Linked DNA regions of Mus musculus: all the other regions are linked to region 4. The links are chromatin loops, found by intact Hi-C in ENCODE. Cell type or tissue: left cerebral cortex. All regions are shown on one strand.

Region 1 (4,000 bases), 590 kb before region 4:
CCATGTCTGACCTCAACCTGTACTACAAAGCAATTGTGATAAAACCTGCATGGTACTGGTACAGCGACAGACAAGTAGATCAGTGTAATAGAATTGAAGACCCAGAAATGAATCCACACACCTATGGTCACTTGATCTTTGACAAGGGAGCTAAAAACCATCCAGTGGAAAAAAGGCAGCATTTTCAACAAGAGGTGCTGGCACAACTGGCGGTTATCATGTAAATAGTTATTCTTATACCTGCAGATTACTGCAGGTCTCACTGTTCACGGAAAAGCTGTCTTGTATATGGAGCTTATCATAGAAGGCCACAACTGTTCAACATGTGGAGAATATGGGACTCTATTAATTCTGAAGGAAAAAGACAAATACACTACAGTAAATTTTGTCACATTCCTTAGCATGAAACTAGTGGCTCATTTTAAAGTACTGAGCAATGCTCTCCATGTGTTTGTTGGATTTAACTCAGCTATTTTTCCTGAGTGCTATGAGGAGAAGGATGCTGCTACTGATGTCACAGTAAGAGCTTTAGGGAAGCCCCTGTGACATCAAGATAAACAGGTGTTCATGGGATCTTTCTCATTGCTTGTTGTACAGAAGGATCCTAAACTGCCATCAGTCATAAAATGGGACAATTTCAATAACATAATAGAAATGTGGTCTTTCTGAAAGTGAGCTGAGAACTATAAACTCAAAAGAAACAAGTACAGATAACTGAGGCACACTAACTGAAATGCACCACCTTGCGTATTTAACCTGTGTGTGTGTGTGTGTGTGTGTGTGTGTGTGTGTGTGTGTGTGTGTGTGTGTGTGTGTGTTTTGCAGGGAGCGGGTGCGGGTGAATAAGGTATAGCTGTCTTTGCTGATGTAAATGCTTATTTATCATGAATTGTAACATTTATATAGGACTTAAATTATATATATGATAGTTATATATCAAATCTAAATATATAAATATATATAAATACATATTTGTTCTTCAGATGTTACAGATGTTGTCTTTACTATTAGTGCTTTTTGACTTAGGCAAATTCATTTAAAAATGGCTATACAAGGAAATGCCTTCATGTTTACCCTCATGAATTTATTTATTCTGTGCCTTTCTTTTTATTTTTTTGCCTTTGTAGATGGATTCAGATTTTCTCATCTGACATATCCTTTAGCATCTTTCTTTTCATCTATGGGAGTCAAGGTCTTCTGGTAATGACTAAGCTCAGCAATTTTTAGAATTGTAAAATATCTTTCTGTCAGCTTGCTTTTAAAGGGTTATATATCTTTGATCAAATTGTCTGATCCACTCGTCTAATGTGCTGTTCCTCAGAAGGAATCTGCTCTCCTTGTCTTTCCTTCTGTAAGTGGGTTGTTCTCAGGAACTTCTTTAAACACGCTTCTCCTTGTCACTGACTTCAAAGTTTGCCAGGATAGCCTTCAGAACAAGCAGTCCATGATTTTTGCGGTTGAGTTGCTTGAATTTTGGAAACTGTCAGTTTGAGTTTTTATCAAATATGAGAAATAATTGCATATCAATGGAAATAAGTGGATTTTCTGTTCTCTGTTTTTATTTGCGGGGATTCAGTTGCATGTGTTTCATTTTCCAGCTACCTTCAAATTGTCCTCTTCACCATGGTAACCAGACAGTGCTCTTTGATGAGCCTTCTCTGTAACTATCTCACGAGGTTTCATTTCATCTGGGCAATTCTCATCTTGGACCTTGTAGATTTCATTTAGAAAGGTGATTTTTGTCCATCTTAAGGATGTCTTCTCTTTCCTCTTTTCTGTACCTTCTAGAACACATGCATAATATCTACAGTATCTTTATTCTTTCAAATTGCATGTCCATTTCTGTTCCCATTGATGAATCTTTTCTTCAGCTGAGGTTGGAAGTTCTCACTTCTGTGTGTTCCTTTCTGATGTAAAAGCAGCCTGGACAGGTTGCCAAATTAGCAAAGCATAAAGGGAAGCTCTAGTGGGAAAGGCAGCGATGGGCGGCAGCATTACTGTATCCCACCGCATCTTGACTTCTTTTCTCACCTTGGCGTTGTTTCTCCATTTTCACATGTGTACTGGGAATGCCGTGGAAAAACAGGAACCACGCCATGAAAGCTGCAGTTATAGTTAACAGTAACTAAAGCAAGAGGCTGCTGACATGCCTCCTATCATTTTCTCCCTTTTACTGTTCTGTTAAATTCTATCAGTACCCAATTCCTGAAATAAGCATATTTATGACAGCAATCATGCTTCCAGAAAGAAAAGGTACAAATGAAAAGAAAAAAATTGTCCTTCCATAATAGATCAGTTTTGTTCTACTTGTACCTGTCTACCATCTCATGGAAATTCTTAACTCCTGTATGAACTGAAAGGCTTTTTAAAAAAAAATCATAATTGAATTCCTAGTACAACACTCATTTCATATTTTTTTCTAAAGGCATTAACAAGAGATCTAGACTCCTGTATTTTAGCCATTACTGACAGGTTCACATCCCTGTCTTGGATCAAGTGAAGTCTAACCTTCGTTGGCCCCATCTCTTCCTTATGGAAGTTTTCTACACTTCTGTAAGACTGAGGAAGCCCTCACCAGAGATGAATTCCTTCTTCATGGAGTTCCAGTATCACTGGATCACAGTATATTTTCTTTTGTGGGTAAAGTCCTTCAAATTCAAAGTGCTGTTTCCCATGTTTAGTACTCTGTCTGTCATTATTTCTGTAAGGCTACAGCATTGCCACTACAGGATTCTAGAAGCTTATGGATGCAACGGATACGATGTGACATGAACATCATACAAGGAGGCACACATGGATGACATAAACACATCCAAGCTGTGTCCTTTTCTTCAGCTTCTTCACCATGATTCTCATTGTCTATTTATTCCTAGTTCAGATGCAAATGCAAACATCTTAGTTGATTTTTGTTCTCAGGATTATACCTAAAGACAATAACAGTTTGTCTAATTGGAGGAGTTGTGGGCATGCTGGGAAACAGGCTCTTCGTGCATTAAAAACTAAAAAAAAAAAAAAAAAAAGCATTTTCCAGTTTGATCATTTCTACAGTGTCAACCCTGTTGCTGTGACTGATGACTAACTCTGAGTTGTATCTACTTAATGTCTACTTAAGCTTTTAGGTATTTGTTTACTGGATACTGTTTCTTAGATCTAGTTTGCCCTCCATATACAAATCATAGGTTATTAATCAAATTTAGATTAGTTCAAATTAGATCTTGCAAAACATGTTGAAATTTCCACCCACAACACTGAGTATCTTCTGTCTGTCTTCTTCTCACTGAAAGGATGCTCTTCTCATCTTCTACCCAGTGATTTTTCTCCTGTCTTTCCTCATACCTCCCTTCTTCTTCCTTCAGATTTTATTGTATTCCCCAAATCTCATCTGTCTTCTCTTTAGTTCAAGTCCTTCTGCCTCATTGGGCAGTTGAGACTGGGAAGCCCTGGCACGTTAGGCAAATGCCCTACCCCTGAAGCACACCCTTGACCCTTGTTTCTGTCACTGTTGCTTTTTTTTTTTTTTTTTTTTTTTTTTTTTTTTATGATGCGGTCTCACTCTGTAGCCCAGGCTGGCCTCAAACTCACACTAGTCATTCTCTTCCCTCCACCAGCCATGTTTGTTTTGCAACTACAGCAATTTTTTCAATGTTGTTGCTATTGTTTTAGTTTAGTATTATTTATTTGGTCATTTGGGTACATGTGTATAAATCTATACATAGCATGTTTGTGTAAGTCAGACGACACCTTATGGGAAGCAGTTTTCTTCTTCAGTCACGTGGGTCTTGGGGATCGACCTCACATCATCAGGATTTACAGCAGATACCTTTCCCACCTGAGTCATCTGAACAGCCAGCCATGGTTAATTTTACTATGATCATTCAAAAGTCTGACATCCTAAACATTAAATTTTATCCAATACTTTAGCATGTAGCTGCGATCCTAGGACCTGGGAGTAGGGGAGCAGAGAAGCAGGAGGATAGCCAGGGAATGCCAACCTAGGTTG
Region 2 (4,000 bases), 180 kb before region 4:
TTCACTTAGTATATTGTAATTTCTGACATCCTTTAAGTGAATTAAATGGCAATGTGCTCTTCCCCCAGAGAGAGGAACCTTATTTACTTATTTATATGACACAGTTCAGTTTTTGGAGAGAAGAGATGTATGCTCACGGGATTGTGGAGAAAGGAATCATAATTATGTTCCAACTGGATAAACAATAGACTGAATCATGCCTAGCTTCCCAATTAGCCATGATCATCAAAACTCTAGTTGCTATCTTGGCGTGACTGTTCATATTTTTTAGGAACATATGGAGTGACTGTAGACCGCACTGTCTGACAATTAAAATCTGAATGATCATAGTGTTTCAAGATGTCTGCTCACTAATTAGAAAAGTGATTGAAGAGGCACATTTTGCAAGTGTGTTAGAAGTCAGAGTTAACTAGTGTTGTCCTATTCTATACTGAAGGTTATGGATCATTTTCTCTAACAACAACAAAAACCCTTAGATTTCACCATCTGTCTCATGGGATTAAACTTTAGATCACAAATATAAAACAAGCATTTTTGCTTATAAGAGACTCACTGGAAACATGGCTACCAAAGTTTCCTACCAAACAGTGTAAAGTAACTAGGAAAGTCATAGCAGGAAGTACACAGTTGCTGCCCTCAGCGTTTGATACTCTCCTTTACTCCCTTTAGATGACCCTTCTGTCTACCCTGACTCTTCTGGAGCCCTAACACACTAGGGATATTGTGTTAGGTTTTTCACTCAGCTTTTGATGCTCCTGTGAGGTGCTGGGGACGCAGGTTTGGGAATGGATGTCTGGTCACCTCCAACACTAATACACTTTACCCATGTCCCTTTTATTGTTTTGCCTTTGTTTTTCTTTGGAAAACTCTTCACACCCTCTTTTTCTATTTCCAGCACAATTTTTTTTTTTTAGTATTTCCATTTGTCTGTTGCAATAAGAACCCGAGTTCTATAAGAAGTCAGTGCAAAAAATCCCATGACAAATTGTATGTTTATTGTGTGTTCCCAAAGAAAAGAGAAATGACTACATCAATAGCCTGGAAAAGAATAAAATGAATCAAGGAAAGGAGAGGATAAATTTGGCCATTATGCATGACTGTTTCCTGATTAGGCAAGAAACTCATGACCACCCCTCCAGTTGGACCCAAAGGGCATACAAAGGGTATCCAAAGGGTGAGCAAGGGGTATGCGAAGACCATTCACTGATTCTGATGTTGATGCATTCCACGAAGGTTTAGTCTCAAAGATTGGAATGCCTAGGTCTCTATTTTAAGTCTCATTAACTAAACTAGGGTGTACAGCAATATCCCTCCCTCAGATATTCTCTCCCATCTGTGAGTTTTCTCACTTTTCCTTAGTGAATGTGCTTTGGCTTTGCTTTCTCTTTGAACCCATTTCTTTCTCTGTTTTTTCTTTAGAGAGTGAGACAGTGAACTCAGCAGCCACTGGCTTGAACCATGATTATATAGCAACCTAGTTCATACAGTAAGAATACAAAAATGGATAGAGGTGTCTAGCGCTCAAATAACACCTATTGTTCCATTGCAAAAGTGAGTTTTGAGCAAAATTGCTAAGCTGATGAAGAGCAGTATCCAGAAAGGTGGTATATGCCCGTAATTTCAGATATTTTAGAAGGTGAGACAGGAGAATGTTCAAGGACTGTTGTGCAAGTAGGCTTAAATAACCCCATCTCAAAACATTTAAAGAGAGTAAAAGTGTCAGAGGGTAGTGTAGGGATGGTAATTCATGCTAAACTCCACTCAGAAGAGAACAAAGCACATTCTTAAGTGTGCAGGTGAGGTACAAGTGGGGAAGTAGGCAGGAGCATCAGTCACAGCTGCCAGCCTAAGGGCTGGCCCAATTAGACCCATAGTTACTATCACTGCTGAAGACAACTTGGAAGTTGGAACTTCATACTTTGCCACCAAAAGATGTACTTCTCTGACCCCATTTCCAAATGCCACTTGTGTTCTAAAACTCAGCCATCAGGAAGGTTAAGAAGAGGCTCTACAGCTTCTAACTAGAGCACAGTGATGAAAACCCAAACATTTTTTTTAGGATTTTGTTGAATGCTTTAAATTAGAGCAAAACTCCAAAGCCCTACTTTGCATATGGTTAGGAAACAAAAATGTGATTTGCTGTTTCAAGGCAATAAAGATGAAATCTTACTGTGTGTGGAATGACCTAGGGAAATAAACTAAATGGAGACCCAGGGCTCCACTGTACCATACTAATTTTTTATTATAGCTCATGGGCTCAGGTATACAACCCATCTATGCCTTCATCAGTAATTGGATATTATTGCAATCCATCCCCAGACAAATTCCTTTGAAGCTATGTGATTTTCTTCTCATGTAAGATATATAATGGGAGAGCTAATACAGAAATAGGAGCCAAGTGTTCTGAAAAGCCACTTAAATGTCTTACTAAAGTATGACAAAAATTCATATGCCTGGAAAAATCCATAGAAAATATTCCCTTTCCTGTTCTACCATCCCCATACCTCTAATAATTGAAATTCCTTTCAAAAAATGTGTCTAGTAGCCTTTGAAGGGCTATAATATTCACCTTAATCATTTTACTGTAAAATATTAGTGTACATTTACTAGGATCTTTTCCTGGGACGATATGGCCTCAGAATAGCCATAAGAAATCACAGCTAATAGTTGAAAGCACTAACGCAGCAATGAGTTGGATTAAATGGCCCCAGATAAACATACAACTAACCCCATATGAGTTGTCACATATTGTCTAAAAAGAAGAGAAGAAATATACGGGAATGGAGAGACCAGGTGATGTCACCTGAGGTGTCACCAACAGGATGTGAAATGAAGATAATTCCGTTTAAAATTTTTCATATAAAGAGGAGGTTTAATCCTCCCTACTCCCATTGAACAGCATCACCAATCTTTGTAGGGCATTTTATTTTCATTACAACCTCTTTTAAGTGTTACTAAAAATTATTATTAATAAAGACTTTCATGATTCCACTCGTTTATGACCTATGTTTTCTAGTAAAACATCGCATTATTTAACTATGCATTAACACAATGCTGAAGATCTAAATTCCAAAAATAAACAAGATTCAGTGGGATGATCCCAGTTCTCACAGGCTAGATTCTATGGATAATTTTAAAAAGGAATCTAAGAATTCAAATATAATGTAATAAAGAGATTTGTTCAGTACAAGGGGCATATATATATATATATATGTGTGTGTGTGTGTGTATGTATGTGTATATATATATATATATATATATATATCCCATAAATGTACACATTATTGTATGCTATTTTTAAATACTTAGAAGCTAAATAGCAATGTCTGTGTTCTGCTATGCACTACATACATATATTGATTATTTTACTGTCCCCTGTAGATCTGTGTAACAAGAATAAAATGATGAACCAACCATATGTTGGTGAACATTTACGAGTATGCATTTATTATTTCAATATCTTACATACATATTAAAATAAGGCTCAGAGATAGAATAGAGGACAAAGGTTATACAGTGAGAGGTGACACATTAAAAATAATGTGTAAACACAGTGATAATATGAACACAATTGGAAACAAGGAGTCTAGATATATGAAAATTTCATAATTCAAAAGCAATACCTATAGTAATAATTACTAAATAAAATATTTATAAGCTTTTTCTATGGTACCAAAAATCCTTAAGAATAAAAATTACCTATAACCCATATGTTAAAACTACAGGAAATCTTACTTATTAAATATAAGATTAGAAATTCTATAGACATCCGATCAGAACACTGTCCTAACAGGCTTAGATTCTATCACAAAAATAAAAGTTTAGTTAATGTTATGCTATCTGCTTATGTTCTTATATTGGTAAGTAGAAATAATGAAAAATAATGAGTATCTTGAAGAATTTTGAGAAATACAACTGGTAATCATACTGATTATCAATTTAAAATATGCTCATAGAAAAGCAGATTATAAAAAATCTATGTATTGTATATTATATTATA
Region 3 (4,000 bases), 1.7 Mb before region 4:
AAATATCAAACCTTGTGACTTCTGTACCAATATATCATAATATCACATGGAATTTCTTTCCAGATAACTGTTATAAACGAAATACTAAAAACGTAAAAATATATCTTGGTATTTAGATAATTTTTAAGGTCAACCCTGTGAAATTTAATTGGTAGATAACTTCAGATCAATGGAAAGCCTGACTGGTTATGCATTCATGTGAATAGCTCTTGGTCTATTTAGTATCTAGAAACTAGGAAGGTTGTACTTGGTTTTTCCCTTTCGTCCAGACTCTCATGACCTTTCAGTTACCATGTCTAGGCCTTTATTAACCTTAACGATTTGTTTGGGATAGTTGCTTCTCATGGATGTTGGCAAGGGTCTCCACTGTTTGCTAGTGGCAGGGAGCTCAGATTTCTCATTGTCTAATGCTATAATTTTCCAGTTCTTTACCAGGTTCTTGAGGTTTGTGGGTTAGTCGCAAATTTCTCCCAGCTAAGTCCATGTGTTATGAGTTTGGGTTCCAGGTTGGCCTGTTGAGAAATGCTAAAAATAAAATAACAGGGCCTAGCATGATCTCCTGAAGTCACTGACTGCATATGTCTAAGAGTACTGTGGGATTCTCATCTTTCCTTGCTTCCTGTCTTGACCAGAAAGTATTCGAGTCCATAGTGATGCATGACACTCATCCGAGGCTAAGGGCAGTTGAGCCACCCGATATTATATTTGAACCTCCAGAGCAATGTGCTAAAATAAAGATCTCTTCGCTTTTTGATAGGTCCATCTCAAGGTTTGTGCTGTGGTACTTGAAAAGCTAACTAAAACACCAAGTAGCCTCAAAGCACACCGCAGAGCAAGCAAGCTGACTCAGAGTCGGAAAGAGCTCCACCCCAAAGGTACACAGAGTGAAGCACAAGGTAATGGAGTAGAGAATGGCTGAGCATCTTCTTTCGGACGGAAGCTCGGAAGGGGATAGGACTGGGCTCTAACAACACATAAAGATGAATGGTTACAAGACTGTGATAGAAAAGGAGACCTGGAGAACAAGATTTGGATTAGAGGCTTAGCAGAAAAGATTCACAAAAGGGAGCCAGACGAGGAACCACTGGAAATAATATCAAAGATCTTGCGGAAAATACCTACATCTTTAATATGTTTTCTGAGTCTTAATATGGTCCATGGGTTGGATGGCTTTACAGACCCTCTTCCCTCCAAACACATGTTTATTATTCTTAAGATAATTTTCACAGCCTTAAATGATTTTTACTTTTGACTTCAGAGATTGTTTTCCCCCCTGTTTGGAAGTGATAACCCCTGAGAGCCTCTACCTAGTTTTAATCTTACTGACAGGTTATAAGCAATTTCCTATTAAGAATGTTTTTGTTGTGATCATTATTTTTATCATGACTATCATATTATTTCAATATTTTTGTATGGAATTCCTAATGTTTCTAATTGACAGAGCTGTTATTCTACCTCTACAGTGCAGTTTAAATTATAATAACATAAACAGATTATATCTATCTACCTGAAATGCCAAGTGAAATGTCTCATGAACTACAGGCACTTATCTCTTTTTTCACAAGGAATAAATATAGTCGTTCATAGGACAGATAATGACATAAGTTTGAGGTTGACAGAAAAAAGGAGAGTTTATTTGAGGCAGATGTTTGCTATGGAGAAAGTCGCTGGAGAGTCATCAAGGGAACGCTGAATTTCCGACTTACAAATTTGATAGGGCAAGATGACAAGGAAAAATACCATTTCAAAATGGAGGGACTAACTTTACAAATGTGTCAGCCAAGACCCCCTAGTGAGGATCGAGAGAGAACACTGCCAATTTCACTTCCAAACACAAAACAACTCTGTAAACGCCGCAAGATATCTACTTTGCCAATAGAGGGCGCAAGAGACACGCTGAAGAAAAAAAAGGGATTTTTTTTTTTTTTCTTTCTTTCTTCCTCTCTTTTATGCTTTTCCTCTGAGCAGTTTTGCTTTGGCGTTACCCTTCTGGCTTCTGCTGCATTATTCCGTACATGATGTGGGTGTGTGGTGAGAACATGTGGTGGCTTTTTTATCCAGCCACGTACCCAGTGGACGCGGTGACCTCATAGGCTCACATCAAGCCCTATGATCACCTTCAGAAAGTTGTACTTGAAGCGTACTGATACTGAATGCTCCAGGCTTAGAGTCGTTAGCAGCACCAGGACTTCCTCTGTGGCTTTGCTTAATGGGCTGAATGCCCGCACCCAGCAGGCTGGCTCATTTCCTTCCTGTCTGCTGAGTGTGGACCAGCTTCGACCCAGAAACCCCAGTAGCCCCTTCTGCCATCCCGGGAGCTGTAACCACTCCCTCCCAAACAAGCCTCAGGCCTAATGGAACAGGGGATTTTCCTGACCAAGTTTGCCCTTCCTGTGGGCAGCCCAACGTCCTTTAAATGCTATCACTACATCTTTAGAGTTATTCCTCATAGCTTATTGTCTCCGTAATATCGAGTTTCTCCAGTGAAATCTACTCTGCTCTATCTGTTTCCCAATGAGATCAAGGATGAGACAAGAATTCATAATTTAAAGAGCCTTTATTTGCTATACATCTCTGAATCGCAAGGAACTAAACCAGGGGCCTCATGTAGCTTACCATGTGATGTGATAGTTTGGGGACTAGGGAGAAGACATGTCACTACAGTCACTATGACCCATTAGAATAAAACTATGCGGACTGCGCCAGGAGAGGGCCTTCTGTTCACAGTTCTTTACTTGTTTGGCATTTCCTTGTACTCATAAACCTGTTGCTGACAATCATTTGATCAGTTTAATTATCTAGAAATTACTTAGTAAAGGGACTGAGAAAGTACATCCAGAGTTCTGAAAAACTGTATATCCAGAGAAGAGTTAGTAATGAGCTCAGAGCAGAGACCATTGGCTGGCCTTCCAGGGGAGGTTGCCCCGTTTCTAGTGTTTGCCAGTTTTGCTAATATAGCTTCTCTGGTGAAGCTTACTGTTGTTGGAAACGAACAGGCACAACGTTGAATACAGTGTTAAGACTGCATCCTTGTATAGAACTTTTGATGTGTGAATCCCACACACAGAAATAACTCGAAGAACAGATGGTAGCCAAAAAACACAATCACGCAAAACTTAACGTTTCCCATGAGTGATGCTTCTGATTCAAATATGTGTACCTATGAGTTTGTATAATTCGCTTTTTAATAACGTCTGTGTTTCCAGCGGACATTTCCTTCTTCCTTCCTTCCTTCCTTCCTTCCTTCCTTCCTTCCTTCCTTCCTTCCTTCCTCCCTCCCTCCCTCCCTCCCTCCCTCCCTCCCTCCTTCTTTCTTTCTTTCTTTCTTTCTTTCTTTCTTTCTTTCTTTCTTTCTTTGTTTCTTTTTCGAGACAGGGTTTCTCTGCGTAGCCCTGGCTGTCCTGGAACTCACTTTGTAGACCAGGCTGGCCTGGAACTCAGAAATCTGCCTGCCTCTGCCTCCTGAGTGCTGGGATTAAAGACGTGTGACACCATGCCCAGCAGTCCAGCTGACATTTCCAACCCAGAAGCTATAACTAATTGATAACCACTCATAATGAAAATTAGTTGTCTCCAAAGGTGTCTAATTGGGCATACAAACCACTTTTAAGGCCAGGCCAAATCCCATTGTAGTTTTGGAGGGTTTTTGTTATTGTTGTTGTTGTTTGGATTTGGTTTTGTTTCTCCATGTGTCTGAGCATTTTATTTTTCATTTTTCTTTCTTTCTTTTTCCCTTTCCTTGTAGGCATTTTGTTTATATAACTTGGTATCTGATTTTGTGTTTTTATGAGATTTCTGTGTTTGCCAGTGTGTTTGTCTCTACATCAATATATGTTTCTTTTGAGTTTTCTTTGTTCTTCTTGTGAATTTTTCTTGTGTTTGTTTTTGTTCAGGTTATTGTTGTTATTTTAATGCTAATTTATTTTCTATTGAGAGGGAGCAAGAAAGGATGTGGATGTGGGTAGGTAGGGATATAGGGAGGATCTGGGACTGTTTGGAG
Region 4 (4,000 bases):
CAAATTATCCATGTTCTGTGCTTAAGTTGATTTTATCTGCATGTAAACGTGATGAAAGATATATTTCTCATTCTTTGTTTATTTACTTTTTTCATACCTAGTGTTAGTGTATTCCAAATTCTTTTGGGAGAAAAGTCTCCAGAGTAACTAACTACCCACCTGACACTTGGTTTAAATAGTTGTGTTTTACTGAACAGCTTTGACATTCTACCATTCTTCTTTTAGGGAATGGGTTATTTTATGAATTTAAAACAAACCTGGTAGCCTTGAAGAAGCGTCTTCCCCAGCTCTAAATTCCCTGGTCGCAGGAAAAGAGCATCGTTGTTCTTTCCCGACAAAGTCATGCTGCCACGCTTCTCAGCTAATGAGGAAATGATAGTGGAAGAGCTGTCTGTAGACAGGATAACTCGGGAACTGTTTTTCCTCTCAGACATTTCCTCTACTAAACAAGAGACAGCTGTTACATCACACTGAAGACTGGAAGTGAGGCCTGGAAATGATGGCTTATGTGTCTTTAAAAGTGGCCTGAGAGCAGTCTGAATGCTACGATAACCAAGACCTATGTTTACACACAGCAATGGCTTAGCTTTGCCCAAAAATTCAATCCCTGACTGAAACACATAAAGAACAGAGAAACTGTTTGCAGACAACTGAAACCGAGGCCTACATTTTACAAACATTGCGCTTCTGGGAATGTTTTCATATTGTTTACTTGCAAGGAAGAAAAACCTCAAAGCTAAATGTAGATATCACTGGAAAATAATAAAAAGCACTTCTGAAATTTTCATGAGTCAATAAAAAAACATAATTCCATTTAGAAAAAAATCAATTGACAGATATGTTTCAGAGGGTACAGCTACTATTTAAAGCAAGAGCCACCTATAGTCAAATTCCTTTCTAAAAGGACTTTCTCTCAGTCTTGAAACATTCACCAAAAACATTCCAGACACATTTTATCTCTGGTCCCCAACAGTGTCTTAATTTTTAAGTAATGATTGAATAAAACACACACGCAGTTTTTAGATACTGAAGATGGGAGCAAGCTATTTCCACTGAACAGTGGAGCCTTTTTAGCTCGTCTCTTGTTAAGCCCTAACAAGACGCCATCTTTACAATTCTCTCAAAAGCATGTTGTACTAAAAGCTGCATATCTTGATTCTAAATCTAAATTCAGAGACATCCGTTTCTGAATTTTTAAGATGCCATGCGACGTATATCAAAGCAGTCATTAAAATAGGTTATAACCTTAAAAAGAGGAGGGGGTCATTGTGACGTACTTCATCTTGTTTTATGTGGATTTAAATGAAATCACTTAAAAACAATGAGTTGCTATTGTCGACGCCCTCCCTGTAGAGGAAAATGTTAGGTCTTTAAATTACTTGTCTAGGGAAAAAAGAAAAAGGAAAAAAAACATTGTTTCAGTTGGCTGCGTCGGACGGAGACTTGGGAGAAAAAAAAAAATCCTCTGTAAAAACCAGAAGCAGAAGAAATAGACAGCAACGTCAAAATCTCAAACTGTAGCTGCAGCCAGCTATTTATACTTCCCAGACAGTTCTTGGAAAGATCTATTGTTAAGATTGAGCATTTCCGGGAAGAAGAGGGGGAAAATCCTTAGGTGAGCAACAAATGGTAGTCTTTCAGTCCCTGCCTTTCAGGTGCTGGGAAACATTCACTTTAAGTCTTGTCAGGGTACAGAAAAATGATCCTTCCTCTCTTCCTCTTGCTCTCGTGCTTGAATCTGAAAAGAAACTTGTCTTACACCCAACTGCACTCCCTTCGTTCCTAATTTCCTCCATGCCTTCCCTCTTCCCTTTCTCATTTTCAGCCCCAGGTTTCTTTTTAGAGGGGGAAGAACTTGCTAAAGATGGCGTTCTACCCAGTGCTGCCCTGCCCTCTAGTGGCGCAGAGCCTGTACTCCGTACTCTCTGTTTTTTTGTTTTTTTGTTTTTTTTTTCCCCTCTCACTAACCTCTCTGCCGTTCTTCAGCTTTTTAGCCTTCTTCTATTCCTTACACATCCCTTTAGCTTTTTCTCGTTTCTGTTATCCTCTCTCTCCTTCAGCATCCAACCTAAAGCTGTCTGTAAAAGAAGGACTTGCAAAATGTGTATACTTAAAATTCGAAATGATTCGAAAAGAAAAACTTGGTAACTAAATTCTCTCCTCAGATTTAATCGGCATGCTAAATCCACAAGCTAAATTGGACCAAGTCAGAGACTGATGTACTTGGTAAACCTTAGAGAATATTAGTCTCTCTCTAAGAAACTCCTATGCAAATTGACTATCTCCATAAAGTTGGAGCCACTTTGACTTAGCACCATGCAGGACTGGGATCTTACCTATTCAGGAGGCTGAGACAGGAGGGTCAAAAGTTCAAATACAACTGTGAGACAGAATGGAGGAGTGGGAGGGGGTGCGAGAGAGAGAGAGAGAGACAGAGGAGAGGAGAGACAGAGACAGAGACAGAGACAGAGACAGAGACAGAGACAGGCTGGACTTGGGACTCAGAGGCAGAGAACATACCTAGTATCCCCTTTCACCCCAGCACTAATAAGGGAATAAAACAGTTTCGATATGACTTCCAGCAACACCCAAAAGGCACGGCCAGTTGATTAGCAGCTGTCAAGTTTCTACTTAATCCCTTATTAGCAAATTTGATGGTGACTCCTTGTTCCCCTTTGGACACTGAAGGCCAAATTCCATAATGAAGAGAATATTAACAGACTGTCATGAGGCATGGTCATGTAACTTAATTACTGCTCTGAGTTTAAATATTATTTACCAAAACACCACACTGCTCTAAGTAAAGGACCACAAAACTAACATTTTGATAGTATTTGTGTCATTGGTACCTTATTAAAAGCACTGCCATTTCCAGCTCAGTGCGTCAATATGCTCTTAAAAGCAATATAGATCTCCACCTTCAGGCTTTTATTTTCAGCAGATAATAGAAAGAATGGGGGTGGGCAGCCATAAGCTATAAGAAGTTGTAAAGGTTACCTTCATTTCATAGTTGCACTGATCTAAACTCAGTGGACTTAACATTAAAAGGAGAACAAGGACCTTTTCACATTCAGAACTATGCTACCTGCTCCCAGAAACTTAGTCCCCCAGATATGTGAGCATTTCAGAAAGTTTCTTGCAACACAAGATAGACAGGAGTGATGGCACAGACCAGTGATCCTAGCTACTCAGGAGGCCAAGGCAGGCAGATCACAAGTTCAAGATCTGCTTCCTGCAGAGACAATTGAATTGAAGGCCAGCAATTTAGAGAGAGCCTATCTCAAAAGGTAAAAAGAGCAACAACCAAAAAATGAAACTAAAACAAAAGGAAAACCCAATCTAAAATGTCACCTTTTCATTACTTTTCTATTGGTGGCACAAGAGATGCCATGGCCAAGACAACTTATAGAAGAATTTATTTGGGGTTATAGTTTCAGAGGGTGAGTCCATGACCATTATGGCACTGCAGCCGTCAGGCTGGCATGGCTGCAGTTAAAGCAGTAGCTGAGACCTTGCATCTTGGTCCACAAATGCAAGGCAGAGAGGGCTAACTGGGAATGGCATGGGATTTTAAAATGCAAAGCTCACCCTCAAATGCACACCTCCTCCAACAAGGCTATACCTCCTAATCCTTCCCAAACAGTCCCATCATTTGGGGGTCACGTATTCAAACATATGAGTTGAGCCTATGGGAGGCATTCCCATGCAAACCACCACTTAGAACGCATTCTTGTTCAGAGTCCTCATCAACACCAGCATCGTGGCCTCTTTATTCATGAGATGCTGCTACACATTAGCAACTATGAAATGCTTTATTGGAAGCCATCTTCTTTCAGAGCCTGAAACCACAGCCATCATTGGTAACCTCCTTGGTCTCTGCTATACAGTGACATGAGAAACTTGACCCCAGCTTATGACTTCAAAGGATTCTGGCTCTTTTAGCACTGAAAGCTTGACCAATGAGAGCCTATGTTCCACCCTTTTGCTTTGTGTTATAAAG
Region 5 (4,000 bases), 130 kb before region 4:
CTATTATGTAGGTTTTCATCTTATGAACAAGACATTATGGCTATGAAAAGGAATTAGTCATTTTTGTTTGCATTTTTATAAAAATTCATCCTATTTTTTCCATTTGCCATACACTAAAAAAATATATATGAAACTGTATTAAGAACAGTATGTGGTTATTTCTTGACAAAGAACAATTTGACTGATTAAAAAGCAGGCTCCTGCACTTAAGTATCTAGCAGTTACCATGGAAACAATTCTACTTTGACTCAGAGCATATCTTGTTTTAAGGAGAGCAGCCTGTTGTTATGGCAATGGGAACTTGAGCAATTGCCCCCCAAAGAAGACCAACACTGGAGAGATGGAAAGGTTGTCAGCTACATGAAAAACATGATTGCCAGTGCATTTTCGTGGGAGCTTACAGAAACCACAGCTGTTAGAGACAATAGGTACCAATTTAGGAGCCCTGGGAAGAGCTCATGCCCTCTGTTCCTTCCCTGATTTATTTTTAACTACTGCACAATGAATAATAATAGTTAGGGATTGTGTTTCAAATTCTATTCACTGAAGGCAAGGAATTCAAATTTGCTTAAGATTGCAATAAAAAAAAGAATCTTTGAAACCCTAGAGGAGTTATCAATTTTACTTAATACATGAGATGATCTTGATGATGAGAGTCGAAATTTATAGAATGCTTGCTATATATTAGATGACATTTTAAAATTGGGAGTATTTTTGTTTATTTCTTTAATAATTTTATTTTTCTTGAAAACTTCATATATGAGCATTGGTTCTACACCATTCCTTCTCTCTCTCCCTCTCAACTACTAATTCCTCCTATGATCCCTCTCCCAAATTTATGATCTCTTCTTTAATGATTATTATTGCATGTATATACATGTGTATATTTGTGCACATATATTTGCACACACACACATACACACACACACACACACACACATACACACATACACACACACACACACACACACACACACACACACACACCACACACACACACACATATATATATATATAGCCTACTGAATCCATCTAGGTTATTCATATATACATGTGTCTAGAGCTGACCACTTGGAATTGGACAACCTAAGTGGTAGCTCTTCTCCAGAAGAGACTGAGACTTTCTCACAGCAGGCACTGACCAACTGTAGTTCTTCATCTATGGGCAGGGAGATGCTGAATTTCCCTTCTTCTGGGTCCTGTTCAGGCAGCCATATTGTTATGAGTTCATAGACACAGCTTCTGTATCCTATATAGAAGACAATATCTTATATCATATATTCTGATACTTTGGTTCTTAACAATCTTTCCACCCCTTTTTTAATATTTTCCATGAGCATCAGATACAAAAGTTGCAAAATGTTTTTATTGCATACACACATCAAATTCTCATAATATTTATTTTAATTAGAGAGCATTGGTGTTGCCATTCAACAGAAAAGATGCCCCAAGCACAAAATGATAATCTACCCAAAATCTCAACCAAGTAATCTACCCAGGAAGAACTCTTGACTGCTTTCTTATGAACAAATCATATTATATAAGACATTTTATTTGCTTATATTAATACTAAATCTTAACCATAATTTAAAATACAAATTATACTATCTGAAGTATTTCCAAAGAAGAGTATAAGTTTTATGCAGTAACTGACAATATAAGCTTGAATTGCACTTAACTAAAGGAAAATAAAATGTCTTTTCTCAATAATGACTTTATCATGGTAGTGTACCAACTCCTACAATTAGTTAATAGTTTAAATCTTATGGTCATTTCTGCAGATTTGAAAACCTTATCTGAAGATGGTGAAATTCCTGAGGATTTATTCTGAATAGAAGTCTAAGATATAAATGCAAATATAAAAATTGCAACTAACAGATCTGCAGTGATTTGACTCTAATTAGAATTGCAAAATATTTCATTTCAGGGGCTTAAGGCTTTTCTCATCAGAAGTCTTCAGCCTCCCGAGCTTGAAGCCATGCCTCCTACTCGTTTATATGTTGCAGATGAATCATGAGCTCATCTCGGTTCAGTCTCGTGGGCAAAAATTATGTAAGTGTTTCAATATCACAAAATGTTCGTTCCACTCCGTGTTATTGAAAAGCTTGGGTTGTGAAGCAGCAGCTTCTTTCCTCTTACTTTGGCTCCAGATCTATGCAGGTAAATTTTTAATAAGTAGTTTCAAAAAGGATAGTGATTGACCTGATAAAGCATACCAGGGTAAATATAAGGGCAGTAAATATCTTCTAAATGTGATATAAGAATTCCCTTTTATATTAGAAGCAGGGGTGAAAGCTACTGTCACCATGCTATTGGTGTTTCCCTGGAGACCCTGAACAATGAACTGGGGCAAGCAAGAGTGTTTAGCAGAAGGCTAGCAATTGTCCCTTCCCTATTAATGCTGAAAACACTTAATAGTTGATATTAAGACATTCTTAAGTAAAGAACACCACAAATAGTAATTTGCTTAAGTAGTAGTGTGAGTTACTTTGTTATCTAGTGCTTTTCCCAGGCCAGTTCCTGGGGACCCTGCCAACACAGATGTCACAATAGGTTCTGACTCTCCTGCCTTCTGCAAGGACAAAATTCTACAGCCTCTTTCCAAACCCAGCTTACCCTTTCATTAGTAACTGTTCACAGAACTTTTATCCTCTGACTTCCCTGAGGACTTTAGGGTTACATTCACGTAGATTCAGGCCCAGTTCACTGATGAAATATGTCTAGCTTAACTTTAATATTTCTTATTCAAGAAGGACCTGAAAGTTTCCTTGCTTGCTTTGCTTTTAAATAAAAAAGATCATATAACTTTTAGGGGATTAAGAATATGGAACTAGACCTCAGGAAGGAAGCAATATTATTATGTCAATCAAGATTGGCACTGACAATTTATTATATTTTATATTAGTAAGTATTGTATATTTGCCCAAATCAAAATCAGTTTTGAAGGTAAGACTATTCCAATGGCATGGATAGCAAGTATCTGGAGAAGAAAAAGAAAAAAAAAAAAAAGAAAAAATCCTACCAGACTAATGAAAGTGTTATGCAAATTAGTAAGTAACAGAGCTGAGATATGTGCACAGGTCTCACAAAAAGCATCGTGCTCAGCTCCCTGGAGCAAAACACCTCCTAAAATGTTTAAGACATTTTAGGAAGAAAAATTGTTCTGTTATGGAAAGTACAATTCACCTAATACACTTGGTTGTTTTAGTAATTCCGCACTAATTTTCTCTGAGTTGCCTCAGGACAATCACAGTATTAAATAGAAGTTTCATTATTTGGTGGGTATGAGGAATTATCCTTCTGTGATCCACAACCATCTTTATGTCCTAAATTGTATTCTTTTGCTTATCAACTTTCTCCAAGCTCTGTGCTATGTATCATCCCCAATTCACTTACTTCATTCCCATCTTTGTTTCTCCACTTTCTTTGGAGGTTAGCCTTCTGTCTTTTTACTTTTCTTCTCCATTCTATACCTTCCTCTTTTTCTCTCTTCTCCTTTCAAATGTTAGCAGTGGAAACACAACAAATGCACCATGTATTAGTTGTAGAGTCCCTGCCTCTTCATTAAAAAAAAAAAAAACAAGAATAACAACAACAAATCCTTTGTTCTCTCCTCTTTATCTCATTGAAAAGGTGTGCTTTCCATCATATGTAAACAGATAAAAATGTTAAATTAATTTTTTATTATTATACACTCCATATTTTATTCCCCCTCACACACGTCCACCCTCCTACTGCTCCACATCCCATACCTCTTCCCCACACCCCTCTCTCCACATGGATGTCCCCATCACCCACCCCACCTGACCTCTAAACTCCCTGGGGCCTCTAGTCTCTTGAGGATTAGGTGCATCATCTCTGAATGAACACAGACCCAACAGTCCTCTACTGTATGTATGTTGGGGCCCTCCTATCAGCTGGTGTATGCTGTCTGTTTGGTGGTCCAGTGTTTGAGAGATCTTGGTGGTCCAGATTAATTGAGACTGCTGGTCCTCCTACA
Region 6 (4,000 bases), 1.8 Mb before region 4:
ACTCCCCCCGGCCCCCCAACCCCACACACTGTTAAATCTTTGCTGTTATTGGTGTTAATTGGAGTTCCACAGTCACTGCCGTTGTTTTTCATATCTTACACTGATAGCATTCCAGATGGATGGTATAAAGTCGGAACAGGAAAGCATGTCATGTGAGTTCCTATGGAAGTAACATTCTCATTTCCTTGCTGATCAGAAGGGAGGAAAATGCAGTCAGAAATGGGCAGAAGTCGCCAACCTTCTAAAGTGGCTCTGTGCCACTTGGGCACAGCAAATGGCAGCGAGAGAAGTTGCTGGGAACACAGACCAGGAGAACATGGGATTCCTGCAGCCAACCTCTAACAAAGAGGGAGAGTGGAGTTAATGAGAAGCCATGATGCATACTTCCCTCTCCACCCAGTTAGTGAAACAAAATGCCCCCGAGCCGAGAAACACCTGAAACCATGAGCAGTTTCTATGGTAACCTCGGTCTGTTTTTATTCCGAAGGCATTTGAGCAAATGTGCAGAGATGAAAGCTTTCGGCCTGCTGTGTGTGTATATGGGGTGGAGTTGGTGTTTTAAAGGCATGATCGTAGTGTTGTTATCTACTACAGAAATGTCAACAACTCTCTTCCTCTCTCTCAATTTAAAATAGCAAGCAAGCATAATTTTTGTTGTCTACAGAAATACTTCTGGTATTTTTTTTTTATCTCATGGTTGTCACTTACATTAATGCTATATGGTGATTTAGTAGGTATGTGTCTCCCACACGTTAAACAGACCCTGCAAGTATCATGCTTTTGATCTCCACTACCTGTGCAAATATCATATTACTCAGAAGGAGAGATGTGAATAAATATAGGCTTCCTCAGGGAAGAAATATATGGACAGGGAAGAGACAGTCTAAGGTGGAACTTTTCACAGTCCTATAATGTAAAATCTGTCTGTCTATAACACAAGGGAATATGATTCCTGATTTTATCTTTTTTTAAGTATAGCAATTCCTCCCTAATCCGTTCCTTCTTGAATATTTGCATTGACCCAGAGAATATTGAAAGGTTTTGATCATTATTCACTTTTATAGTCACAAATAAATGGGCAGAAGATTTGGTCATTTAGAATAGAAAAAGCAAGCAAGCAAGCAAGCAAGCAAGCAAGCAAGCAAGAATAGGAATGAAGGAACTGTTATTTGGTCCTGGAGTATGGGAAGGGAGAATAATATATGAAGGTACCTATGTGCCTTGCTGAGAAGGTCTGATGGTAGGTACCAACACATGGAGTTACAGTGAGGAAGAGAAAGTTGTTATTCTGGGTCTGAAAGAGGAATTGAAACGATCAATTTAGGTTGAAGAGCTTCATGAAGCACACAGCCTCTGACTAGGGGCTTTCTGAATCCTTCCTGCAGCTGTGGTATTTGCTTGTCAGATGATGGATGCACTTCCTTCAGATGCGTCTCAGGCAGCTGCAGGGCTCAGAGCCGCAGAGCCTCCCCCGAGTCTTAGTTTATCTGATTCTTGGTTTCACCCACTTAGTTTCTCTAAGACATCGTGCTTGTAAAACCACTACTGATATTTTTTACAATCACAGCCACTGCTCGCCTGTTTCATGAAGTGATCACAGAGTAACTTCCGATTGATAACTTTACCCTTCTGTGAATTGATAAGAAGAGTGCCATTTATTGGAGGCCTAAGACCATTGATCTCTATCAAGTTCTCATTACCTTAAATCATCAATATTGGTCACAATTTGATAAATGGATAAAAAAATCAACTCCCTTTGCACTTTAATTTCAGGGTGGCTATTGTGTTAGTAGAGTTTCCACATAATATCCAGCCAGAGTTTTAAACATTTTATGCCCATTTCCTCAGAAATGTCTCCTAGAAACAAAGGAATATGAAAAAAAAAATAGAATGTTTCAAAATTAAGGTGTTGGAAGATAATACAGTGTTGAAATATTTTAAGTTATGGAATCAGACAATATGTATCACGGCCTCTCAGAACACTGTGAAACTGTTAATTTTACCACCTGAATATTACAGATTTGAAAAAAAATTGTGGCATGTATATTTATATTACCTAATGGGTTGATTTTAAATACCATTAGTGTATTCATATTATTTTTGATATGTGATAATTCATATCTTTATTGTTTGTCAAAGTATTAGAATTTGGGGGATATATGTTCCTAATTAATTTTGTTATTGAGGATAACAAACTGAACTGGCAGACAAAACTGGCCAAAAAAATTTACTGATTTGTGTGCATCCTCATATCTGACCACATGAGGGCAGCATAGTATCTCTTAAGACAGTACATTGGCGCCAAGGATAGAATCTGGTATAAATGGCATGTAAAAAAATCATGAATATAAGGTTAAAGCTAGAGAACTCTATAATGGTCTTTTTATTCAAATTTTCACTTTCCAGCTGAAGGAATTGAGGTCCAAGGAGACAAATTAACAAGTCCCCTCACACAATTGATGTCTTTGAAGGTAGACAGGAGAACGAATTGACATTAAAACAGGTAATAATAATTACATTAAGCAAGCACCTAGATATTTTAAGAGACTTCTTATTATACTGTAATATTATGTGTGGAAACATTTCGGATGAAATTGAATATTTCTAATAAGGATTTAGCCTCAGAAATGTTCCTTTCTGCAGAACTAGACAAATAAAATGATAGAATTAACATTTCCAAAAAAGACTTTTAGGATAAACTTGAAGGCAGAAACGTGAAGCGTGTAATTCTGAGGGTATTCATTAGTACTTTCTTCACAATCTTGCACTCGTGAGTTCTTCTCACACTCCATCATTGTCTCCGAGAAAGAACCGGCAACCTCGGGAACAGGGCACGGAGGTGCTGCCTCGACATTTCTCATTTTTATGTCTTCACACCCACACCTTGTTATATAACATACAAATACATGTTCATTTCGTGAGAATTGTTACGTAACACACAAATACACACAAACCCAGTGAGACTCGTGAAAGGCCTGCTCTCCGCCATCTCCACCATCATGGCTGACAGACAAGCGGAGGGTGGGGATGCTCGGTCTGCCTCAGAAACTCCCCCTCTCCAAACTTCTCAGGTAAGTTAAAAATTGACTGGAAAATGCAGGTAAACAGAAAAGTCTTCCTATACAGCTGAGTTCTCCCCGCCCCTCTGCCTCCTGCAGGTCTTTACCTGTCTTCCCAGGTTCTTTTTCTTCCCTACTGCTATTATGGTTGCTCACCGTAGCTTCGTTCCAACAACCTTCGTAAAATGGACCCTGTGATAGGTGGTGTTATGCATCAACCTGCCAAGTCAGGGAGGGTGACGCTGTTTGATTAAACATGATGCTAAATGGTTTTGTAAGGATGTTCTTGGACAAAGTGTTTTCAGGGACAGAGCTGGTAAAGACACTTGCTGTCCATAGCTGTAGGGGGACGGGAGCTGGCATCAGTCAGTGGTCAGTCTGGAGAAAAGACTGGTCTCTCTGGGCATCAGATTTCTCTGCACGTGGTTGCCGTTAACACTAGATACTGGCTGTTTCCTGTGCCCAGACACGAGTGGACGCATTTGCTTTGCCAAGATGCATGCTTTCAGGTTTTTGGACCAGAATTTCCCATCACCTTTCCTGGGTCACAGAACTTCGGAACTGGGGCTAGTCTTGATCTTCAAGCTTCCTGCTTCCCGACTTTACCCTGCAGATCCCAGGACATGCCACCCTCCCTAACAGAGTGGAACAATCTCTTTAACAAGTGTCTCTCTTTGTATATATGTTGTCGGTTGTCTTTGTCTGAAGTTTTCTGGTAATGGAAATTGATATTGTCTTTAATGCATTTTCAGTTAAAAGCGGAGAGCCATTTGACAGTGACTTGTTAGCTGATACTCTATGTGAGTCCAGTGCATAACGTGTTAAATAAGAATCTTGATCTCATGTTGACAATGACCTGTGAGTCCCAAGGAATCTTACTGTATTGGGCTCTTAGCAGGCATTTAACAGGTATGTGCTGGATGGATGGACACACAGGTTCT
Region 7 (4,000 bases), 960 kb before region 4:
GTACAGGACTTCCAAAACCCAGCTATTGGAAGGAAAGGACCGCACTCATCATTACATAATTGTTCTTTCCTTATTCAGCTGCCTCAGCTCTCTCATACAGAACAGAGCCATAGGAGGAAGTTTCTTCATAAAGAACAAAAATATATGTTTCAAAGGTCATACTCTAAAACTTAAGGACTGCCTTGCAGGAAAGTCCTTGGAGTCCCCAGTCAGAGCCTGTGTACTGTTGAGCATCTTTAAAGACTCTGGTCAGTTTGTTCACAAAAGAGCTTCCAAGTTCTTATCTAAAGGGTAAAATGTGGGCTCTGTTTGATTACCTGCAGGCTTGTGGCAGCAGTGTGAAGAGCTAGCACTAAAAGAGGGACCAAACATTCAAAAGCATTTCTAGTGAACCCATCTCCCCAAGGGAAGTTGCCCAAAGAACCATGAAACCTTCCCTTAGGAAAGGGCATACACTGTAACTGTTGCTCATAAATGAGCCCTAATAAAGACAAAGTCTAAGACAAAAACCCAAGGTGTTTCGGGAGAATAAGGACAGCAAAACAAACAAACAAACAAACAAACAAACAAAACAAAAACAAAAACAAAAACAAAAAACAGATTAGGGGTCAGTTAAAATGACTTACGTAAGACAAGTGAAACATAGCTCCACAGATAGCTTTGTAGTTGGTATCTATTTGCTACATCTGATGTGCAAACTGAGCCTTTCTTCTTGCGGCTTCTGAATATCTATGTAATTCCTCCTTATTGGAACTCAATAGAAGAACTCTAGCACCTCATAGTAGGCATTGTTATCTGGAGCTAGTGCTTTGCCAACATGAAGTATTTCCTCCCTGTGTTTAACAACCAGATGTCCTCCAAGTAGGTAAAAGTTATTTTTCAACTCATTTCCTCAAGGAAAATCTAGGAAGCCTGGCTTCATATTGGAGCCATCGGGGTATGGAATAACAATGGGATTGAAGAAGAGCTGGGGTAATTTTCACTGGGATAGTGCTTATCTAATACTTGTGAGGCCTGAGTTTCATCACTGACATTGGGAAGAAAAGATAAAAGTATGCTACATTCAAATAGCAAGAACAACAATCTAGTAGCTAGTAACTGGGCAAATGGTCCTATTCCCTAATTTTGAGTCATGTATATATGCTCCATTCCAAGGGTGCATATTTAGCTCCACTATGGGACAAACATAGCATCCAATTTCCACTGATGACATCAAATTGTTAAAGAAACTAATCAGCCCTAGTCATAGAGAGGAGGGGGAACTTGAAAACAGAACCAACCTCTTATGATCACAAATCCAGATCGATTTGGACACTTTGTGGTTGGCCCTTAGAAGGCCTTTATGTGAATCAAGTTGACCCCTGGCATTGTCTAAGGGAACTAACTGTTGAGAAGGTCATGCCTACAGAACCAGAGGATCATCAACACAAAGAGCAACAGGGCAATCAAAACTCAAGCACAACCAAATATGAGGGTGGAAACTAGCCAATGTAAGGAAGTGACACTTTGGGAAGTCAAAAAAAAAAAAAAAAAGTCAAAAGAAGTGGCTGCTATTCCAAGAAATCTGGTCACATTCCAGAGTGCTCTTCTTCCAAGCCCACCTGTTATTCTCAAACCCTGAAACCCTATGTCTAAAAGTCAACCTGAGAATGTGCAGAAAATAGCTCTATATTGCCCCCTAGTGTTAGCTAGCACTACCTCTCTTACTTTGAAAACTATTAAGGTGAGTAGTTCCTCTCCTCTCTACTTCCTGCTGCCAACCCTCCAAAGAGCTAAACATAGCCAGATCCTCTGCCCACAGATTAGGAAATGAGGAGACTATTTTTAGCATCATGCATCTTAGGAATGAGAATGGCCCAGCATCAGATGGCACCAGAATGTGTGTGGCCTGGCTTAGTGAACTCCCATCTTCTGGGGATGTGAAGCTACCCAAGTAGCTAGCTAGCTGCAGCCAGCAGAAAGCTCTGGCGCTCATTGCAAAGTGATGATAGCATGTAGATCATGAGAAGGGACTGCAAGGAAAAAGCAAAAGGATACAAAAGTAGCAAGGAGAACGAGGGATGCTGGGACCCAGCCACAGGAGATGAGGGACCAGAAATAGAAAGGAGCACTCACTGTGCAGCGATAAGTTGAAGCTGGGTTGCTATGGAGATTTAGTAAGAAGCAATATTTTAAACTAGACATTTATTTTGTGTTAGAAAGGACAAAGGTTGGTTGGATTTGCTTCCTGCCTGGGTATAGCTGGTGTTGTGGCTCCTTTGATCTCTCAGGTCTCTGCAGGCCCTATGATTATAGATAGATCACTAGGCTGCCCTTTGATCAGCAGTTCAAGAGCCTTAAGGTGCCACATGCCATCACATTAGCCAGAGGTAAGGAGCAAGCATACCAAGAAACACCATGCTATTACCCTGGCCCAGCAATGCATAGGAATGATGAAGAGAACATATGTATTTTTGGACTTTGTTTTAAGATGTGTCCTTTATAGAGTTGAAATCCAGATGTGAAGCCTTGAAGCAATATATATATATATATACATATATATGTATATATGTATATATATATCACTCCATCCTCATTTCCCAACTGTCTCTGGCAGTCATCTTACCTGGCTAGTGAAATTGCATTGTAAATAGATAACAAAGTAGGAAAAACATGTATATTTCCCTCTTAAATAGCAGCGAGAACCTCCCCTTGTATTGTAAACAGGGTATTTAATATTCCAGTTTTAGGATGCCTACATTAGCATTGTGGTTTCATGTGTGGTATAAAATTTCTATTTACAAAAGAGTCTCAAAAAATGGCTTTATAGTGGTAGATCAAGAGCAAAGGAGTTTAGAAATTGAATGCTGTGAATCATATGGGGTTCAGAGGCTAAGCAAATTACACCCCCGAAGCTTCCCTGGACTTATGAAAGAGGCTTTTCTCCAGCTCTGTGCAATCCCAGCCCAGGGGAACTCGCATCTGAAAGTTTTCTAAACATTTCAGGTACACTTGAAAGCTGAAAGTAATTCTCATTTCCTATGCAGGATTAGATCGCTTCCAACACACACAAAATAGTCATTCATGAACATACAAAAAAATACACCACCAAAAGGTGAGGGTTTCGGGGCACAAAGGCACGTTTTAAAAAAAAAAAAAAAGTTCAAGAGAAAAACCATAACCAATTCCTTTGAAAATGTCCAAGTGGCCTCTTGACCTCTGTATTTCTCACCTAATTCTTTATTGGTGCCTGCCTTCCCATAATACAGTGTTTCGATTAAGGAATTTAATACCTTTCCTGAATTCTCCATTCTTAACACCCCCCCCCATACCTGCTTAAAGTCAAACTTGCCACGACTCATTCATTTTGGGATTTCTTCTTAAAGGCAGTTCTTTTACTTGTAACTCTGGCCATATGCCACCTAGCAATGTGGTCACAGTTGACTTTTCCAATCCTTTCCATAGCCCATGCGTCCTCTCCACTCTGAGGTTGCGGGGCACTTCCCGCTCCCTCTACTCAGTGAGCTTCGGAAGTTGCAAACTGCCGAAATCTGCCCCCACCCCAGAAAGTGCACGCGGACTCAGGAAACTCCCATCTGCAGCGCCAGAGACCCGACCATCAGCTCCACGACTGGAGGACCCCACATGCCACCGCACAATGCCAACCCGAACGCACAGCGAGACGCGGGAAGGGGGAGGAGGGGGCGATACTCACCGTTCTGTTCCTTGTCGCTGGAGAGCTGCAACTTGCTGCTCAGGTTGGACTCAGCCCGAGTCCCCGTTCTTTGGCCGGCCAGGGCAGATGTCAGCAGGAGGAGGCCGAGGAGGAGCATTTGGCTGACTGGGGCGAGGGCTCACTCGCGGCGGGCACTGGGGAAGCGACGACTCCAAGGCTCAGCCCAGCCGGGGAAAGGCTGCGCTGCGGTGGAAGCGCCTGGCCGGCTCTGGCAGCAGAGAATCGCAGGGTAGTTTCCACATAATCCCATCCAAAAGTTTTTCCTAGAGCCCTCTTCTGTGTCTC

The links. A loop is a pair of places that touch in the nucleus more often than their neighbours do. Peaks named below come from ENCODE experiments on the same cell type or tissue, not always from the same donor. Only the 100,000 strongest peaks of a DNase experiment are listed, where the experiment ranks them.
Region 1: a loop joins it to region 4, with 4 times the contacts of the local background. A loop is called at or near these places in 3 of 42 quality-filtered maps.
Region 2: it touches region 4 in a loop (3-fold over the local background); 2 of 42 quality-filtered maps call a loop at or near these places.
Region 3: it touches region 4 in a loop (6-fold over the local background); 9 of 42 quality-filtered maps call a loop at or near these places.
Region 5: it touches region 4 in a loop (4-fold over the local background); 6 of 42 quality-filtered maps call a loop at or near these places.
Region 6: it touches region 4 in a loop (5-fold over the local background); 18 of 42 quality-filtered maps call a loop at or near these places.
Region 7: it touches region 4 in a loop (2.5-fold over the local background); 4 of 42 quality-filtered maps call a loop at or near these places.

What each region holds. Positions count from the first base shown.
Region 1 is chr3:80,666,331-80,670,330 of GRCm38, reverse strand. No RefSeq gene overlaps it. Among named protein-coding and RNA genes, the nearest start is that of Gria2, 130 kb to the left of the region's middle. In left cerebral cortex, no CTCF peak of the experiment used is centred here; DNase peaks (open chromatin) are centred at 124 and 1,520.
Region 2 is chr3:80,252,857-80,256,856 of GRCm38, reverse strand. No RefSeq gene overlaps it. Among named protein-coding and RNA genes, the nearest start is that of Gm36569, 370 kb to the right of the region's middle. In left cerebral cortex, no CTCF peak of the experiment used is centred here; DNase peaks (open chromatin) are centred at 1,354 and 1,902; H3K27ac peaks cover 2,380 bases.
Region 3 is chr3:81,781,309-81,785,308 of GRCm38, reverse strand. No RefSeq gene overlaps it. Among named protein-coding and RNA genes, the nearest start is that of A830029E22Rik, 19 kb to the left of the region's middle. In left cerebral cortex, a CTCF peak has its summit at 1,871 (motif pointing right); DNase peaks (open chromatin) are centred at 2,048, 2,717 and 3,055; H3K4me3 peaks cover 475 bases; H3K27ac peaks cover 736 bases.
Region 4 is chr3:80,077,855-80,081,854 of GRCm38, reverse strand. No RefSeq gene overlaps it. Among named protein-coding and RNA genes, the nearest start is that of Gm36569, 190 kb to the right of the region's middle. In left cerebral cortex, a CTCF peak has its summit at 1,888 (motif pointing left); DNase peaks (open chromatin) are centred at 550, 1,073 and 1,844; H3K4me3 peaks cover 718 bases; H3K27ac peaks cover 2,275 bases.
Region 5 is chr3:80,203,560-80,207,559 of GRCm38, reverse strand. No RefSeq gene overlaps it. Among named protein-coding and RNA genes, the nearest start is that of Gm36569, 320 kb to the right of the region's middle. In left cerebral cortex, no CTCF peak of the experiment used is centred here; DNase peaks (open chromatin) are centred at 345, 2,026 and 2,484; H3K27ac peaks cover 2,979 bases.
Region 6 is chr3:81,923,408-81,927,407 of GRCm38, reverse strand. It overlaps LOC102640985 (a long non-coding RNA gene), which reads left to right and starts at 2,774. Exons shown (of 3, transcript XR_375741.2): 1 at 2,774-3,071. In left cerebral cortex, a CTCF peak has its summit at 2,255 (motif pointing right); DNase peaks (open chromatin) are centred at 387, 1,404, 2,270 and 2,995; H3K4me3 peaks cover 993 bases; H3K27ac peaks cover 2,010 bases.
Region 7 is chr3:81,037,249-81,041,248 of GRCm38, reverse strand. It overlaps Pdgfc (platelet-derived growth factor, C polypeptide), which reads right to left. Exons shown (of 6, transcript NM_019971.3): 1 at 3,695-4,000. The coding sequence starts at 3,812. Among named protein-coding and RNA genes, the nearest start is that of Pdgfc, 2.8 kb to the right of the region's middle. In left cerebral cortex, a CTCF peak has its summit at 1,679 (motif pointing left); DNase peaks (open chromatin) are centred at 1,735, 1,985, 2,941, 3,997 and 1 more place; H3K4me3 peaks cover 1,632 bases; H3K27ac peaks cover 1,880 bases.